2 separate regions of the Homo sapiens genome follow, and region 2 is linked to region 1. Evidence: read pairs that join two places in POLR2A ChIA-PET (ENCODE). Cell type or tissue: Caco-2. All regions are shown on one strand. Links, peaks and the distances in the headings refer to the core of each region. The heading gives the core; the rest is flanking DNA. Region 1 holds the start of LOC124902492 (a long non-coding RNA gene). Region 2 overlaps LDB1 (LIM domain binding 1).

The links. Peaks named below come from ENCODE experiments on the same cell type or tissue, not always from the same donor. Only the 100,000 strongest peaks of a DNase experiment are listed, where the experiment ranks them.
Region 2: POLR2A ChIA-PET joins it to region 1 with 12 read pairs; 5 of 35 experiments call an interaction of 5 or more read pairs at or near these places.

The regions. Positions count from the first base shown.
Region 1 is chr10:101,898,296-101,908,159 of GRCh38, forward strand. All of the region lies in intron 23 of ARMH3 (armadillo like helical domain containing 3), which reads right to left. LOC124902492 (a long non-coding RNA gene) reads left to right here and starts at 6,351. Exons shown (of 2, transcript XR_007062269.1): 1 at 6,351-8,855. RefSeq lists enhancers at 4,012-4,171, 4,171-4,834. In Caco-2, for the core only: no CTCF peak of the experiment used is centred there; no DNase peak of the experiment used is centred there.
Region 2 is chr10:102,109,753-102,117,752 of GRCh38, forward strand. LDB1 (LIM domain binding 1) reads right to left here. Exons shown (of 11, transcript NM_001113407.3): 2 at 1,682-1,784; 3 at 1,504-1,548; 4 at 1,317-1,392; 5 at 1,117-1,219; 6 at 777-949; 7 at 169-291. Among named protein-coding and RNA genes, the nearest start is that of LDB1, 6.6 kb to the right of the region's middle. RefSeq lists enhancers at 507-1,706, 7,392-8,000 and silencers at 4,602-4,691, 4,742-4,891, 4,912-5,061, 5,172-5,381, 7,683-7,922. In Caco-2, for the core only: no CTCF peak of the experiment used is centred there; DNase peaks (open chromatin) are centred at 4,485 and 5,249; H3K4me3 peaks cover 2,089 bases.

The sequences.
Region 1 (9,864 bases), core at 1,125-9,124:
CAGGGAACCATGATCACACCACTGCGCTCCCTAGCCTGGGTGACAGAGCAAGACCCAGTCTTAAGAAATAAAAAAAAAAGAAGAAGAAAAAGAAAATGTGGATTCCTCCTCATATCCAATATAAAGCTAAAGCAAATCCTCCAAAATGCAATCTCCCATGGACAGAAGCATCTACGAGTCTTTAATGAAACAATAAATAAATAGTTTCATTCAGAAGCTCAGAACATGGCGATTGTTTCATTACTGAGATACCTGAAGGAAGCAGGCTATCTCTAAAAGCTGCTATGTACATCTTTCAGGCAGAACAGGGAAAAACAAGCAAAAGTTGTTTTTGTAACTCTCATTCCAAGGAAGGAGGAAACATAACTGTTATACTCAATACGCGCACACGCGCACACACACACACACATATATGTATGTATATGAAGATTCTTGAAGGTTTCACCCTAAAACTACTCTTATAAGACTACCAGATTTACATTAACGAGTCTGATTGTGGGTGAATTTCTCAAGCTTAGTAAAAAATTTGGATCTTAAGCTCCAACCTCATTAAGAGCTGTAGCCCTGTATTTTCAAATGCTTACTAAATATTTACACCTGGATGTCTTGCTTTTGTTTACCTGGATCTCTTCACATAGAATGTTATCACCACTAAAAAGCCTAAGTCATCTTTTTCCTTGAAGGCCCAGTTAAAATACCATTGCTTCCCCGAACAACATGGTTCATACAGAAAACAGCAAGGCTTTAGAGAAAGGAGATTTGAAAAAATCTGGATTCCTCCACTTATTAACTGTGTGACTTTGGGCAAGAGACCAACCTCTCTGAGTAGTAGTTTCTTTGGTTGAATTTCACTTCCAAAACTTTCCTCTCTGTTTTCCTGTATACCATCTAACTAGCCCTAAGGAATTTTTTTTCCCCCAAGGCAGCTTCCCTTTTCCTAGACCAGTCCAGTGATATACTACTATGCAATATACTACAGAGTATGTTCTCAGGTATCTGAGATTAAAGACAAGAAAACCATCATATTCGTAATTGCTTTTACCTGGGAAACCTTCAGGCATACAGGTAAAATACTGGCTTTTGAGAAGGGGTAAAGGTATGACTGAGTGTATGTGGCAGTAGTTAAAATGGTTCATCTGAGGTTGAGTTATTTAATTTTAAACTAACATTTCTTTCACCTTCAGAATTGCCTCACAGACTCCCATTTCATGCAGTACTAAGCTTCCTTCTTCATGGAGTCAATGAATCTTCAGCCCACCCAAATCACCAACAACAAAAAAAGCAATTTCCCTTGATGCCTGTTAACAGAAGTGCATTACAAGCCTCAAAGACTCTGCTGATTAACATTAAACAAAATAAAACCTCAAGTAAGAATACCTTCTAACCTTTTCACTTTGAAACTATCTAATCAAAACATCAGCAACTGACCTGTTAGGATTATCCTTCTAACTTACCCCCTAAGGTTTAGGTCTTAACCCTTTCAGGACAATTATTTCCCTCCATAAATTATACTACTGTCCCTGTGGCCATTCTTTTCAGGACCAAAGACACAAAAATGGAACCTTAGTTAGTATAAAAGGCATTTTGACAACCAGCAAGAAGGATAAACTACTGACCAGTGCATCTAGTTGCTTACTTTACCCAATGATCCAATGTAAATGGAGAAGAATGAACCACAAGTGTTGAAAGAACCACAAAAGTCAAATGGACCATCTACATTTCCATAAAAGGCATCATCACTTAATCCATTCCCCTTATGTCTACTTTTTATTAAATCTTTCAATAAATGAAAAGAGGCTCCAAAACTTTCCTAAACATAAAACACCTATAAGATTATCCTATCGTTGCTCAGATCCATCACTCTGTGCTTCTGACTACCTTACTCTGTTCTCTAGTGGCAGGTCCGAAGTTACTGGCAGAGTTCCTGGGGCTACAGAATGAAAACCTCTAATAATCTTTGGAATTGGTTTTCCTATTTCCCTTTTCCTGGATTTCCTATTTCCAGAAGCAAGGCTCCTCTACACGCTCAGAAATGCCAAATGAATATAAAGGAACAAAATGGCCTATAAGAAAATGTGTATTAGATGTTCTGTCCCTTTTCAGAACATAAGAAAATCCTAACACATACCTAAGAGGAATTCTGAAGCACTGGAGATAAGCTCAAAACCCCCAAAACTGATCTAATTTTGATTAATGGTGAACATTCCAATCTCTTGAATATGAATTAAGAACTTTTTAAAAACTGGCATGAGACAAAAACCTGAAATATTTTAATTACACCTCATTCCCATTAGCCCAATTAATCAATTTATTATAAGACACTTAAATTTTAAGCATGGGAGAGCAAGAAAATGAGCAATTGACTAGTCTTCTTTTCCCGTCACTTCAAAAATAAAGGCGAATTGGCTGGTCACAGTGGCTTATGCCTGTAATCCCAACACTTTGGGACGCCCAGGTGGGAGAACTGCTTGAGGCCAGGAGTTCAAGAGCAGCTTGGGCAACATAGTGAGACCCCCATATCTACAAAAAATTTTTTTTAAATTAGCCAGCATAATGTGCACACCTATAGCCCTAGCCATTCATGAGGATGAGGCATGAGAATTGCTTGAACCCAGGAGTTTGAGGTTACAGTGAGCTGTGATCATGCCACTGTACTCCAGCCTGGGCAACAGAGCAAGACCCTGTCTCTAAAAATAAAGGGAAATTATTTTAGTGGATCACATGCTAGACTGAGGAAGGAGGGAAATATTCTGTGGATCCCATGCCAGTTAGAGAAAAAGAGGCATATGAATCCTAAACTAGACTAGATGAGCCATACATAATACCTCAGTGGTGGAGGAGGAGGATCTCATGTGCACAAAGGAGGAAGAAACCTGTCAAGATTTCCCAGTGGTCCAGTGTGGGCCATATGGATTCCATACTAGATAGCAGTGGTCCTGATGTTCACATACAGGAGAGATGAGAGGGTGGGCCATATGGATCACGTACTGGTTTTCAAGTACTCCAGGAAAAGAATGAAATTAAAAGACACGGAAACAGGCTTATACTCCATCCCAGGGGGACCTTTTAGAACTCCTCAGGAAAGGCAATCAGCAAGTCTGCCAAAGTAATTAAGCAAACGAACATTTACCATAAAGCCCACATCAGTTAAGTGAACAAAGATGAATCTTATTACAGTGCACTGTCAGCTCTGAGCCTGCAGGTGCTAACCACTGAGACGTGGCGTTACTCGGCCCTAGCTGCTCACCCACCCACTGTGACAGAGAGCTTCGCCCTTCTCGTCAGCTCTGAAAAAGCAGGCTGCTTTCACCTGCTCCAGCACTGACTTATGTTGCTTTCAGACAGACCCTCACAGAGATGGCTTCCTATAAGAAGCCTGGGTGTGGATACTGTGGCAGGTGGTAGGGTTGGCTACAGAAGGGAGGCTTGAGAGGTAGAGAGGATGGGAGAAAGCAGGGGGGCTGGGTAGCAGTTATGTCAGTGAGGTAAAGAAAATGGGATAGTTTGGTAAATCAAGAAGTAAATAAAGAATAAACAAGCTGCCCAAAGTATTGAACCGTTCTGCCTAAGTGAAGTTGATAGTCTCTCTGAAAAGGGAAGAAGTTAAAACTTCATTGCAAAATAGTTTCTCCTCAAGGAAAGAAATATTACTAGGGAACATCGCTTTTCTAATGTTAATGGCAGCCTCAACATCAGCTTTATTAATGAGTTAGCACCAAAGCTAACAGGGTCAGATTTGTTGAGACCTAATCAGTATCTATTATTTAACAAAATCCACTGCTTGCTAGAATAAATGAATACTTATCAATTATCCTAAGATTTACAAATGGCACTTGAAGCACCTTTTGGCCCTATTTCTTTCTGCAAATAATTTTGAGAGTCAAAATGAAAGCCCCAAATTGACCAAATGCCAACCAACTACATCAGAGACCCAGAAAGCTTTTATTCAACAGAAACTCTCACAAGGGGAAGGCTGTTAAGAGTAGCTGTGAGACAAATTCAAAAAATCATATAACTAGTTTAAAAAGCCAAAGACCATATGTCTATTACTCAGAGGAACAGATATGAATAGACAGAAGTAGGTAAGGTCCCTGTGTCCAGAAACCGATACATCTCTAACTTATTATGGAGAAGAAATCCTAAAGACATTGCTGGGAGACAGATACAACCAACCAACTGAAGAAATGTCACTTGTGGCACTTCTGGGCTGGGCTTGTGACAGAAAATGATGTTGGAGGTCTCACAGCAGATGCACGCACAGGCACTCATACGTGCGCACTTCTCTTCAGGTCTAGAACAAGAGCAAACAAAGAGCTGTGGTAGAAAGTGATTTGCAACCTTACTTTCTACCACAGCTCTTTGTCTGCAACAGGGCCTGCAGTTTCCTTACATTCAAAGGCAGCGGGAGGTGGGAAAAGGAGGGGAAACTAGATGACTGCTACTCAGAACCAAGCAGCGCTGCCCAGGAGAGGACTTAATGGGAGGATAAATTTGGGGCCTGATTCTTTGACGGCACCTCCAGTAATAGCTAGTAAAGCAGGGGGTGAGAGCCAGCTCCAAACATTCATCATAATAGTGCAACAAGATGAAGGTCTTTAGGGGAGAGTCGATGAGATTCCAGAGTAAGAAAATGAAGCCCATGCGGAGGGTGAGGCGGTTGGCTCTGGCAGATTGTCTCCACAGGAGGCTGGTATAATTGTTTTATGCTCACAAAGAGGTTATTAGCTGCCATCTCTTCAATATACCAGAAAGAGCAGTAAGTTTTCTTCCTCCTGAAAGGTGACGCTACCAAAAGGAGAAATTTAGTTTTAAAGTAATTAAAGAACTTTGTTTATGCTATAAGCACTGTTTTAGAAACAGAACTTCTATATTTTCTCCTCTCTTACTCTGCAAATTGACTGCTTTCTCATATAGTCAAGGAATCTCTGTCCCTAGAAGGAAGTTCTACAGTATCTGAAGCTAAAGGTTTGCCAGCACTGCCAGTGACTCTTGATAATTCAGTTTGTTTGACAAACATATGAATACCTATCATGTGCAGGCACTACGCTAGGCAATGAAGGTTGTGAATAAAATAAATCCCAGAGATCAAGGAGTTCATAAATGGAAAAGACACACACGACAGACAGATAATTTCATTATGATGTGGTAAAGGCTAAGGCAGACAAAGAGTAGACAAAAGGTATCATGGAAGCACAGAGGAGGGGTGCTTAGCCCAACCTGCAGGCTTAGAAAGGACATTCTGAAGGACAGGGTGCTTGAGCAGAGTCTCAAAATATGAATTAGTTTATAATTAGGCAAGGAAAGGTGAGAATGTGTGGGCACATTTTCTTACAGGGAAGGAGACTGATACCGAACTTTTACTAAATCAAACAAAAGAAACCTTACTAGTTAAAAATTAGGTTCATGCCTTCAACAAATAGTCAAATTTTTCCAGTAAACTAAAGATAAAAGTTATAGCTTCCTTTCCCAGTGTCTCATTTTAAATATTTTCCATCTAAGGGGAAGCAGGACAACTTTTGTGAAAGCCACAAGACCTCTGCCTGTTGGGGTCCTGTTTACACCTGTTTGCTCAGTACTGACTCAAAGATGCTCATGGAGACAGGCCAGGGCAGGTTCTCTACCTCTTCTCCCCTAAACTAACTGTAAACACAAAGCAGTTTTCTAAGTTGGAGGCAGGTCTTTCAGGCTCCCATGGGAGTAGATGGATCTCAGCTGTGCCGTGCCCGCCCTCTGCGGCTGTCAGTCTCCAGCTGGTGATGCAGCTGTTCCACTTAAAGCCACACTGAAGCCTCCAGTCTCTGATCTCCACCAAACCACACTGACGACACTAAATGGCTTGGCTTTGCAGCTGCCTGTTATAAGAGTGTCCTTGGTTCTCTTTTGGCTTATAAGATTAATAATATACATTTGGGAAGGTCCTCAGTGAGAAACACAGAAGAGAACCTTTAATGCCACGAAGAGCCTGAGCAAACACCTTACCGCCAAGAGCAGTAAGGCGTCCAAACACCTACACCAGTGGCATGTGAAACAGCCCCAGAACACACACACATTCCCTCAGCAGGGCCTCTAGCTTACATAAATGACAGCAACACAGCACTCAGCCAGTGAGGAGTTTTTTTTAAGGCAGCCTTAAAATCCCTTATAATTCAGTGAATCTGCAAAGATAAAAATAGCACTAATTACTTTGACTTGTTACTTAAAAAAAGAAAGAAAAACAATGCATAATGCTATCAATAATTTACTTCAAAGTGGCTTTAGTTGTCTCAAAGCCCCATTTTGGATAATTAAAGCCTTTCGGCCGTCTTCCTGTTACTCTGGAGGGAATTGGAAGTCAGTAAATTCTACAGTGTTGGGATTAAAAAAAAAAAACTCAGTTGGCTGGGCATGGTGGCTCATGCCTGTAATCCCAGCACTTTGGGAGGCCGAGGCAGGCAGATTACGAGGTCGGGAGATTGAGACCAGCCTGGCCAACATGGTAAAACCCTGTCTCTACTAAAAATACAAAAATTAGCTGGGTGTGGTGGTGTGCACCTGTAGTCCCAGCTACTCAGGAGGCTGAGGCAGGAGAATCACTTGAACTCGGGAGGCAGAGGTTGCAGTGAGCCAAGATCACGCCACTGCACTCCAGCCTGGGGACAGAGAGAGACTCCATCTCAAAAAAAAAAAAAAAAGAAAGAAAGAAAAAACAACTCAGTTCATCACTGAGAAAGGGACTCTAACAATTTCAAAGCATACTTCCTGGCTATACTGGATTAATCCAGGAGCTATTAAGACTATATTTCCTATTGTCTGTTAAGATCTGAAGCAGACTTTTATAACGGGGCTCCACAGACACATTTGGGAAACACAATCAGAAGCAAAGTCCTATAGGACTTCTTAGGCATCTCAATATCCATTTCTGTAGCTTAAGACCTCAGGTCAGGTGATGATTCTGGAAGACAATGATGGCAATGTAAAGGCCTTGGAAGATTAAATCATTCATTCTGCTATCCACCCATTCACTCAACACTTATCGTAACATATTGGATTGTGCTGGGGCAGGAATTACGGAAGTAAAAAAGTCATGGTCTCTGTCCATTTAGTGATGGACAGACATGTAAACAACCATACCACAATGTGATAAATGCTACAAGAGAGAAATGTACAAAACCCTTTGGCAATGCAGGTGTGAATCATTCTCTCTCAAAGAATCCAGGAAGCTTTCAAGGAAGGTTACATCTGGGCTAGATTTTGAAGCATAAACAGAATTTTGGTAGGTGAAAAGTGAAGAGGGAAGACATTCTAGGTAAAAGCATGTGCAGAGGTATGAAATTTGAGACTCTATGGCCAAGTCTAATTGGGACAGATCTTAGGATAGATGGGAGAGTGACAACAAATAAGGCTAGAAAGGTAGGTTGGGATCAAATGTCATGCAAAAAGGTCTGGACATTATCCTATCCCTATCAATGATGAAGAATCAAGCAAGACTTAAAATCTGGTGGTTTCCTAATGAAATATTTCAGATGTACAAAAAGGTGCAAAAAAGAATACGCTGAATGCTTATATACCTACCATCTAATTGTAGAAAGAATTATAACTACCTTTCAAACCCTCCATGAACCCCTTTTTGATTGTCTGTCCGTCTTTTCCCGGAGTATCATTCTTATACAGAGTGTTTATCCTTTTACTAAATACAAACGTGTCTCTAAATAACATATCACTTTGTGTTCTTAAATGTTACGTACATGTTACATTCTGCACCTTACTTTTTAATGAATATTATATTTGTGAGACTTATTCTGATTTGTTTAGCTCTAGTCCATCTTCAGTGTTGTATCACATTTCATTGTATAAATATACCACAATCCATTTTCCTGTTCATAGAAATGTAACTGGTTTCCTTTTGTTTTTTCTTTTGGTATTTATTTTGGATTAATACTGCAATCAACGTTGTTGTTTATACATCCTTGTTTGAGAAAGTTTCTCAAGGAAATGTACCTAGGGGTGAAGTTACTGGGTCATAAGGTTTGGGCAACTTTGACTTTATTAGCTGTTGCCAAACTGCCCTCAAAGTGATGCTGCTAACATATACTCCCACCAGCAGTGTAAAGACCTATGCTTCTGAAATCCAACTTGTGACTGAACAAATTGAATAGTGGCTGCTATAAGAAAAAGTCTGAAGGCAAAAAGAACAGTTAGGAGGCTCTTATAACATGAGAGATTATGAGACCTTGAAATAAAATAGTGGTTGTAGCATTGGGGAAGAAGAATTTACTTGAGAGATATTTAGAAGGCAGGGTTGAAAGAACCTACTGACTGGGTAGCAGACAGAGAATTTAAAGTAACTGAGATTTCTACTTTAGGCAACTAAACAGATGATGACACCATTAATTGGGAAGGTAAACATAGGAGAGAAAAGTTCTTAAATTGTAGGGGTAGGGCAATAAGGCATTTTCTTTGGAATGTCAAGTCTGAAGTACTTGTGGGACCTCTGGGTAGGGAATGACGTTCAAGAGGCAAGACCATGCTGGTAGTAAAAACTGTGAAGCCTGTTCACCTAGGCAGCTGTGAAGAATCAGATATGTAGCTTCAAAACAGTTAAGGGCAAAATAAACAGCACTTCCTACCAGTTAACACCAGTTTCTCTATTCTAGGAAAAAAACAGTCACTTACATGCCCCATGATACAAGGTACCCTCCCCTTGAACTAATTCTATATCTGACTTTCCACCTGTCTAGACTAAAGCCTTCAGTTTAAGATGGAACAAGCAGGGATGAAAGAAGACAGTTTCGTAACACTAGTCTTCAGAGAGCTACCAAACTGGTGCTTTAAATGTCTACCAACGGGGAGACGACCTGACATCCTGTTTGACAAAGGTAACAAGCTTTGGTTCCTTTAAGTTCCTATTTAGATACATTTATAGATATAATTTGCTTATATTTTGAACTCCTTGCTCTTCTAGATCTATGGAAAGGTATTTTTTAAGCAAAAGAAAAGTATTTACTGAGAAGTTATAGTGAATATATAATATATCTTCATTTTCTTCCTAATTTCAACAAAGTGTGAATAGAAGCTCAGGAACTGGGATAACTGTTTTTGTCTTTGTTTTTGTTTTTTTTTTTTTTTGAGACAGGGTCTCACTCTGTCGCCCAGGCTGGAGTGCAGTGGTGCAATCTCAGCTCACTGCAACCTCCGCCGCCTGGGTTCAAGTGATTCTCATGCCTCAGCCTCTGAGTAGCTGGGATTACAGGCATGCGCCACCACACCCAGCTCATTTTTTTGTATTTTTAGTAGAGACAGGATTACTCCATTTCAGCCAGGCTGGTCTCGAACTCCTGACCTCAAATGATCCACCCGCCTCAGCCTCCCAAAGTGCCGGGATTACAGGCGTGAGCCACCGTGCTGGGCCGGGATAATAGTTTTGATTCCACAGTTTCATCCTAGTGGTACACAGAAATAGCTGGGAATCTATTATACTACCAGAGTCAGGCCTGTTTTTCAGCAGTAACCGATCTTGGAAAATGCAAGGTTAAAACCCAAGGTAGTATCCTAATAAAACAATGTGTTGATTTCTCTATTTTTAGAAATCAAGTATAGGAAAATAGTGGCTATAGAAACCAGGCTAAACCCAGCTCCCATGCCGCACTTCAAGCCCTGCAGTAACAAGTCAACCATCCTCATCCCTTGCCTTACAGTGTAAGGAATTTTTAGCCAACCCATCATATCTGATCTTCCTCTAGACCCGTCCTGTAGCCACCAGCCACATGTAGCTCCTAAGCATCTGAAACATGGCCAGTGCAACTAAAGAACTGAATTTTAAATTTTATTAATTTAAATGAAAAAAACTAAAGTAGTTTAAATTTTGTTCCACTAAATACAATTGTA
Region 2 (8,000 bases), core at 1-8,000, 210 kb after region 1:
TGAGCATTGTGACACTCCTGAGAGAGGATAGTCTCTTATTAAACCTGCTGTTCAGATGAAGAAACCCTAACCCTCTGTCTAAGTAGTCAGTCGGGAAATGGCAGACCTTGTTCCACCCTTCCCCCGCCTGCCTTCACTCTTGCATCCTGGGTCCTGCCCACGACTCACATGCATGGCAAGGATGCTGCGGGGGATGAGCTCTCGGTGCTGCCGGATGCTGAAGTGCCACGTCTTTATCCGCATCATGTCGTCAAACATGAACTCCAGGTACAACCGGCCCTCCACACACACCTGGGGACAGGCTTGTCAGAACCCTGCCCCCTCCCCACATACCATACCTGAAGGTATGTCTATTACAGTCTCCCATTTGCTTACAACTCTCCCATTGCATACACTTTTGTCACCTGCACATTAAATCTGGGTGCATAAATGTCACAGTACCCCCCACCCATATACCTGGCCCTTACACACACAGACACACAGTAGAAAAGCTTAACAGATCCTTGTCCTCTCCCCATGTGGCTAGTGATACACCCACCTGCTCTAAGCTATATGAGGGCAGACTCTTGTTCACTCGTGTAGCCTTGGGGCCCAGAAAACTATCCCATACAAACACAATACATGTTTGCTGACGGTTGCAACATGCCTACCCGCCCTTCTTATTTTGCCAGTTCACATTATGCCTCCCTGGGGAACAGCTGTGAGTATACACTGGGAGAGAGGATGGGAATCAAACCCAGGTGCCATGGTGTTCCACATCCAGCTGGGTTGCTGACCTGGGTGAACATGGGCTTGCCATGCTGGGTCACCATGCTGCCCTGGTCACAGTCGAGGGACACAAAGTTGCTGTGGAATGCCTCCTTGGGGTGCTTAAGAACATAGTACAGCTCCGTAGCACCCCCCTCAAAGATGCTGCGGAAGTAGCGTGGGATCAGGGTCCGGCCAATGGCTGTAGAGATGGGACAAACTCTTCAGGACAAAGGGACCGCAAAAGGGGCCAGGCAGATGCCTCCCCTACCAATCTAGATATCCCCTGGCACTCCCAGACCCACTTCTAGACCTTAGAACGACATAGGAGGTATACACCCTCATAGCAAGACCCCAGAGGCCACTTACTATATCTCTTTGGTCCATCCTCCAGGCAGAAAGTGATGGTCAACATGGCATCATCCTCAAAGAACTCAGTCGTGAATGCATCCCACCAGAGATTGTCACACTCCTAGGGAGCATGGTAACGGGTGTTCATGTGTCATAAGATATCCCATAGGGTGCCCAGATGGCCCTCCTGCTCCCAGCCCCTTTTCCCTTGGCCATACCTCTGTCCAGTTCTGAAGCCGTTTGTTAAGCTCAAATATTCTGTAGTCAGTTTGGTTGCCATATGGTGTGTGCCTCCTGGAGGAAGTGAAGGAGAGAGGTCAGTAGGAGCGGAGCCTGCCCCCTCCACCCCCTACCTCGGCCTTCACCCAGTGGAAAGCACCTTCTTCCCCACTGGACTCCACTTACCCAATCCCTGGCTCCAGGTATGTAGGCGGATACATGGGAGTTGGGCTGTGTAAAGGAAGAGGCTATGAGAATGGGGGTTGAAGATAGGAATTATTGGGGGCAGGGGGCTACTCCCTCCCCTTTCCAGGCAGGATCCCACCTGGAGAAGGGTTAGGAAGTGGCCAAGAGACTCACTTACCCCACATCCCTATCCAGCATGGTGCCGGGATGGAAGGGGGGAAAGGCGTTGCCGTTCGGGGGCTCCTTCGGCGAGTACAGCTTGAATGACTTTGAGGAACAACCTAGACGAGAAAGAAAGGAGTCATAGCTGGGCGCGGTGGCTCACATCTGTAATCTAGCACTTTGGGAGTCCAAGGCAAGAAGATTGATTGAGCACAGGAGGTCGAGGCTGCAGGGACCAGCCTAGGCAACATAGCGAGACCTCGTCTCTAAAAATAATTGAAAAGTTGGCCGGGTGTGGTGGTGCATGCCTGTGGTTCCAGCTACTTGGGAGGCTGAGGCAGGAGGATCACTTGAGCCTGGGAGGTCAACACTGAAGTGAGCGGAGATCATACCACTGCACTCCAGCCTGGACAACAGAGTGAGACCCTGTCTCAAAAAGAAAAAGGAGTCCCCTGACCCCCTCTTGGGAGCTGTCCGATAATCCTGCTAGACTGTGTGGATAGGGACGGTCTTATGGAGCTCCCTGGCCTGATTATAAGAGAGTGGTGGACTAGGGGAGGGGGCTACTCTAGGGAGCACCTGTCTCTCCTTCTAATTCTGGCTCCAATCTTATTTCATTAAGAAACAAGAGTAGTCCACCCTAATCCCAGCGCATACCCAAGATCCCATTTCTTCATTTGGCTGAGTCCTAGATGACAGAAGAGGAATTGAAGCTGGGAAGAATGATTACAGAATAAATAAATATCCAATCATTAGAATCTAATATTGATAAACCCCCTTTTAATCTACATACTTTCACTCAATCATCAAAACAACCTTATGAGGTAGCAGGGCTGACCATAACATTCCCATTTTACAGATGAGGCAACTGAGGGCTCAAAGGACCTTGCCAAGATCATAAAGCTAGTAACTGTCAAAGCTAGGACTTGAGCTTGGATCTTCTGATTCCCACATCCTATACTCTTTCTACCATCTGACCCCTCTATTGCCCTCTAGAGACCAAAGTGGGGGAGGAAAAGGGAGGATTTTCAAACTCTGCCCTTCCTCCACCCTCAGGGTCTCAGGAGGGCAAGGGATGGAAAGATAAATGGGGGTGGGTGCCTGTTGGGTGTGGCCTACCAGATAACCAGTTGGGCCTTCTGCCTCCCCACTAACGGCCACTCCCTTATCAGCCCAGCCCCCACCCCCGCCCCCAAGGGTAGACAGTATTGTCTCCAAACCAGAAACCCAAAGCCTCAACCCCTTTTCTCTTCTGAGACTTGGGAGTCGGGGAAGCAGGCAGATGAGCCTCCTTTGCATCCCACTCTACCTACAATTGAGAAGTAGGTGGTCTGGGAAGAAGCCTATGTTCCTCAGTCTAGGGGCAAGTGGTCACTAGACAGGGGTCTCACTAGTGTGTATCTGTGATGTGCACATGTCCTCTCTCTCACCTCACCTAACAGCAAACAGTTCCTGGAATACTGTTTTCTGACTGGAAAAAGTGTTAAATTCATAGTTGGGTATGAGCCAGGTACCCCTGCAACTCTGTTTCCCCTTCTCACCAGATAGGAGGGGAAACTGAGGCACAGGCCCAAAAGTTCATCTGACTCCAATCACATTTGCTTCCTTGGGTCCCTAAAACTCGACTGCATTTGGAAGGGTAGCTAGATTGGCTGTATCTAGATCTCCTCCCCAACTTAGATACAAAACCTATTTTGTTTCTTTGGGGGGAAGAGACAAAAGAAGACCCTGTGCCAACATGTGTCATTTAATTCTCTCCCCAGAGCCCTGTCCTCACAATGCAGGCAAAAGGAGGGTCCCAGACTGCACAGTCTCTGAAGATGCCAAGTCAGAGCCTGTGTGTGCCTGCACACACGTGTGCCTCATCCTGCCTAGCAGGCTTTCACCCTCAGCTCGCCCTAACATGCCTATCAAGGGCTGGAACCCAGCAGCCCCAGGCAGATTCAGATGCCCGCAACAGGCCCTCACCCCATGCACGAGCTCTCACGGGCCACATCCATATGCTCCAAGAACAGCACACACAGCCTTCACATGCCAGTCTGGACTGAGCCTGTGTCTCCAGAAAGACAGTCCCCACCCAGCCACCAAGTCTCCCCAATCCACAGACAGGCAGACTAAGGCCACACAGGAAGCCCAAACTCACACAGCCCACCAGAGGCCAGGCCTGGGCAATAAACCCAAGAGTAGATTCTCAGACCTGGCCCTCATCCCCCAACTAGGCCATCCTTTCTCCCATAGCTTAACCACCCCTGCCTCCTCAGTTTCCGGGCCACTTGAAATGTGTTAGCTCAAGAACCTGAAGAGACAGGAGGCAGGACGCCTGGGTTTCTCTCCAATTTTGTAAAAAAAAAAAAAAAAAAACTCTCAGAGCCTCCATTTCTCTCTCTAGAGAATGAACAGGCATTGTCTAGGCCTGGGTAAATAGCTCTGAGGAGCTAGAGCCCAAAGCTCTGGGCCTCTATTTACACCTCCAGTGAATGGACACAAACTCAGCATCTCTCCAGAGCCACAACTCCCAGTGGCTCCAGCACAAGGGCTTGGGAGTGAGTAGAGAAGGGGAGGGACATCACCCAGACCATCTGTCCCTGTTGCTGCCTGTCCCCAGCAGCAGGAGTAGAGGCAGCAAGGTGGGGGGACGGAGGAGATGTGTCATCCAGCCCTGGAGTCAGCCATAGCCCCCCTCCCACCTCTAGCAAATTGGAAGCCTTTAGGAAGGGGGAGAGAAGAGCCCAGAACTAGTAAAGTTTTCTCAGGGTGGAAGCTGCATCCCGGGGCTGAGGGGGGCACCTCCAGCTGGGTATTGCCATGGTAACCAGGCTGACTCGAGGGCAGGCCTCCTCCCTTTAGGGACTGGCCACAGGTCAGCAGGCCTGAGCGCCCCGGCGGCTCTGGGCTGGGGCACCTCTCCCCCAGCCCGCAGATCAGGCCCGGGCCGGGCTGAGGGCCTTCCGCCCACCCCCAACAGGCTCGCAGGGTGCCCAGACTTACCTGGGAGAACTGAGGGGGCCAGGAGAGGTACGGGGGAGCGACTGCAAGCCCAGAGGAGTCCTGGCAGGGGTGAGGGCTGACGGGGGGACAACTTCAGCAGCTCATGTCCCGAGTGGGACGGGCAGGCCCGACTGGGAGCTCCAGTCCGCCGGCCGCACAAAGACTCGCACGCACTGCCTCGGCCCGCCCCGCGGCGGCCGCTGTCCCGGGGGAAAGTTACAATGGCCACTGGGCCGGGGGCCGGGGGCCAGGGGGCCGGCCTGGGGGGCGGGGGGCCGCGGGGAGTCCGGAGCCTTCTTTGTTTGCAAGGTTTCCCTCAACAATGGCTGCTCCGCTCTTTCCTCTCTCCTCCTCCTCCTTCTCGGCTCTCCCCGCCGCCGCCTCTTGCTGCCTCTGCCTCCGAGCAGCCCGCCCGCCCTCCCCAGGCCACCGGGCCCCTCTGCTGGGGGCACCAGGAGAGGCAGGACCCGGCACTCACACTCACTCACACTCGCACACTCAAACACACACGCAGCGCCCGCCGGCTGCCTGCCTTTCTCCCTTTCTCTCCCTGCCTCCCTCCCTCCCCGCTCGCTCTCTCCGAGCCTCTCTCAGAATGAGGCCCCAGGGCGGGCGGAGGGTGGAGCTGCCCCCACCGGCCCCGCCCCCTCCCTGAGAGGAAAGAGGAAGAGCAAGGGAGGGAGGGAGGCTGGGACGGAGGGACTGCTGAGAAAAACAAAAGAGAGACAGAGACTGGGAGAGACAGGGGACGGATCAGATTGGGCCAGGAGAGACCTGGATGGAGGAGAGGCCTGTGGGGGCCAGGAACGAAATGCAGCCCGCCTCCCCCGAGCCCCAGGCACGGTGCTCAGGAGTGAGCAGGTGGGCCAAAGCCACTGGCAGAGATGGAGGAGGGCGGGCTCCTCTCTGCAGACTCCAAGATCTTCAAAGCACCTCCCAAACCTCCCCCAAATCTTTCTCGCCCCTGTGATCGCTCAGGTTGAAGGCTGGCCCGGACTGCCAGCCTGGGCTCCCCTGGTGAAATCCTGGAGCAGCTGGGGGGAGAGGCTCCAGGGGGTTATTTTTGACAGACACACATTCTGACATCAGACTGTAAACACTGATTGGAGGAAGGGGGACACTCCAGGCTTCCCTGCCCCCAACCCAGCTAAATTCCAAGCCTTGACTTAGATCCCCCTTAACAGGAAGCCCCCTTCCCCACCACCACTGAAGACAAGTGGGTGCCAGGGAAAGAGGCATTGTCAGAGCTAGGGAAAGCCAACTTGGCCATCCAAGGGTCCCCAGAAGGAGCTTAGTTTGCTGCTGAATCCTCCCCACCACCCCAGAAAAAAAAACGTGTGGTTAGTGGATAGGACCTGTTCTCCCATCCAGCAGGGCATCCCAAGGGAGCAGATATTTCTATTTTTTTTCCTAAGGTAATTTTGTTGTAGCAGGAGGGAATATTTCTAAAACTTGGGTAGTGGGCCAGACCTTACTCGTGGACAAATAGGAAAAGGAAAATACATAGTACACACACACACACACAAACACACACACACACACGGGAAGGGGGAGCACGAACCTTCTATTTCCTTCTTTGCAATTTGAGTGTCTGTTTCTCTACTTCCTGTCTCCTACCCCCAACTATATTCACACATAACTCCAAGGACAGGATTTCTTATGACATACTCACTAGTTAACTGTGCAGTAATATTGCACCTGGCTCTGTGAACATCTTCCACATAAATAACACATCTCACTTTCACATAAATCACTACCTGATACACATTTCAACCTGTGATATATCTTTTTTCCAAGACGGAGTCTCGCTCTGTTGCTTAGGCTGGAGTGCAGTGGCGCGATCTCGGCTCACTGCAACCTCCAGCTCCTGGGTTCAAGCGATTCTCCTGCCTCAGCCTCCTGAGTAGCTGAGATTACAGGTGCATGCCACCACACCCAGCTAATTTTTGTATTTTTAGTAGAGACAGGTTTCACTATGTTGGCCAGGCTGGTCTCGAACGCCTGACCTCAGGTGATCCACCCACCTTGGCCTCCCAAAGTGCTAGTATTACAGATGTGAGCCACCGCGTCTGGCCATCAACCTGTGATATATCTCAAATCCTAAATATACCCAAATCCTGGATATATACACACACACACAGTCTAAGTCATACACACTGGGACCTATGACACGCATCCTGACCTCAATACACACACCAAAACTGTGTTATAACCCCTAAACCTGTGACAGCCTATCACATACACACCCCGATCATTTATTATGCAAGGACTTAACCTATAAATCACCCTCTCTGAAGCCTGCGTACCATTCCTCATCACAGCCTGGCCATAGAATAAACCCCAGCTTTCACAAACATACTGAAATCTATAACATTCAGCCAGACCCTGCAACATACAGCCTATCACCAGGACTTAAGACACTCCCACTGACTCCCAAATTTACAGCTTAACTCTGGGGTAGTCCCACTTCTCCCCCACTGCCTTTAAACTTTCCAAAGTGCATTCACAGGCAGTACCTCAAGAGATCCTCATAGCACATAGGGCCAAATATCCTAACAGTGAGATCCTAACAGAACCCACTGAGACAGGATGACCAGGGTGGGCTGGGGGGTGGGGGGGTTGAACCCTGCACTTCTAAACCCACCAGATACAAGCCAAGCCCTGCAGCCATTCCTACTCCCTTCCCCCTCCAGGCCTCAAATCACTGTCCTCATGGGGAGGGGGAAATGTGCTCTGGCTTTTGCCTCCAGCCCAGAGCTCAGAACCCCACACCCACCCTGTCTCCTCAGACAGGAGGGACTACAAGGGCCCTCCAGTCTCGCTGTGGGGTGGAGGGGCCCCTAAATGCCAAGATGTATCGACTGGCAAACCATTCAAAACAGGCCTTCTAGTTATTCTCTAGCAAGTCTGCTCCTTTCTCTGCTCTGACCAGATTTACCCAGTTGCACAGGGGCAGAACAGGTCCAGCTAAAAAGAGCAAGTCTGAGTTAGAAGGCCTTAGAATTGGTGGTGAGGTGGAGGGAGCAGCAAATAATGACAAAGATGATGAGGGAAAGTACTCCTCCTGGAGGTGGGGACTCAAAGGACAGCAGCCAGCCCCAGCCCACAGGATGAGGTACCAGCACTGCCCCCTGCCCGGGCCCCTGGGGCTCCCTGACCCAGGCCTCCAGTGTGCCTGCCCCCCTTCCTTTGTCTGTGCCCGGCCTCCCGTTGGCCTGGCGCTCTGCCATCCTCCTCTCCTGGCTCCCAGCCGCCACCACTGCTGCCTCCTCCCCTCCCCCTACTCCTCCCTGCCTTAACCCTTCTGAGCCACATGCTGCCCCAGACAGGCCCTGGCCCCCTCAGCC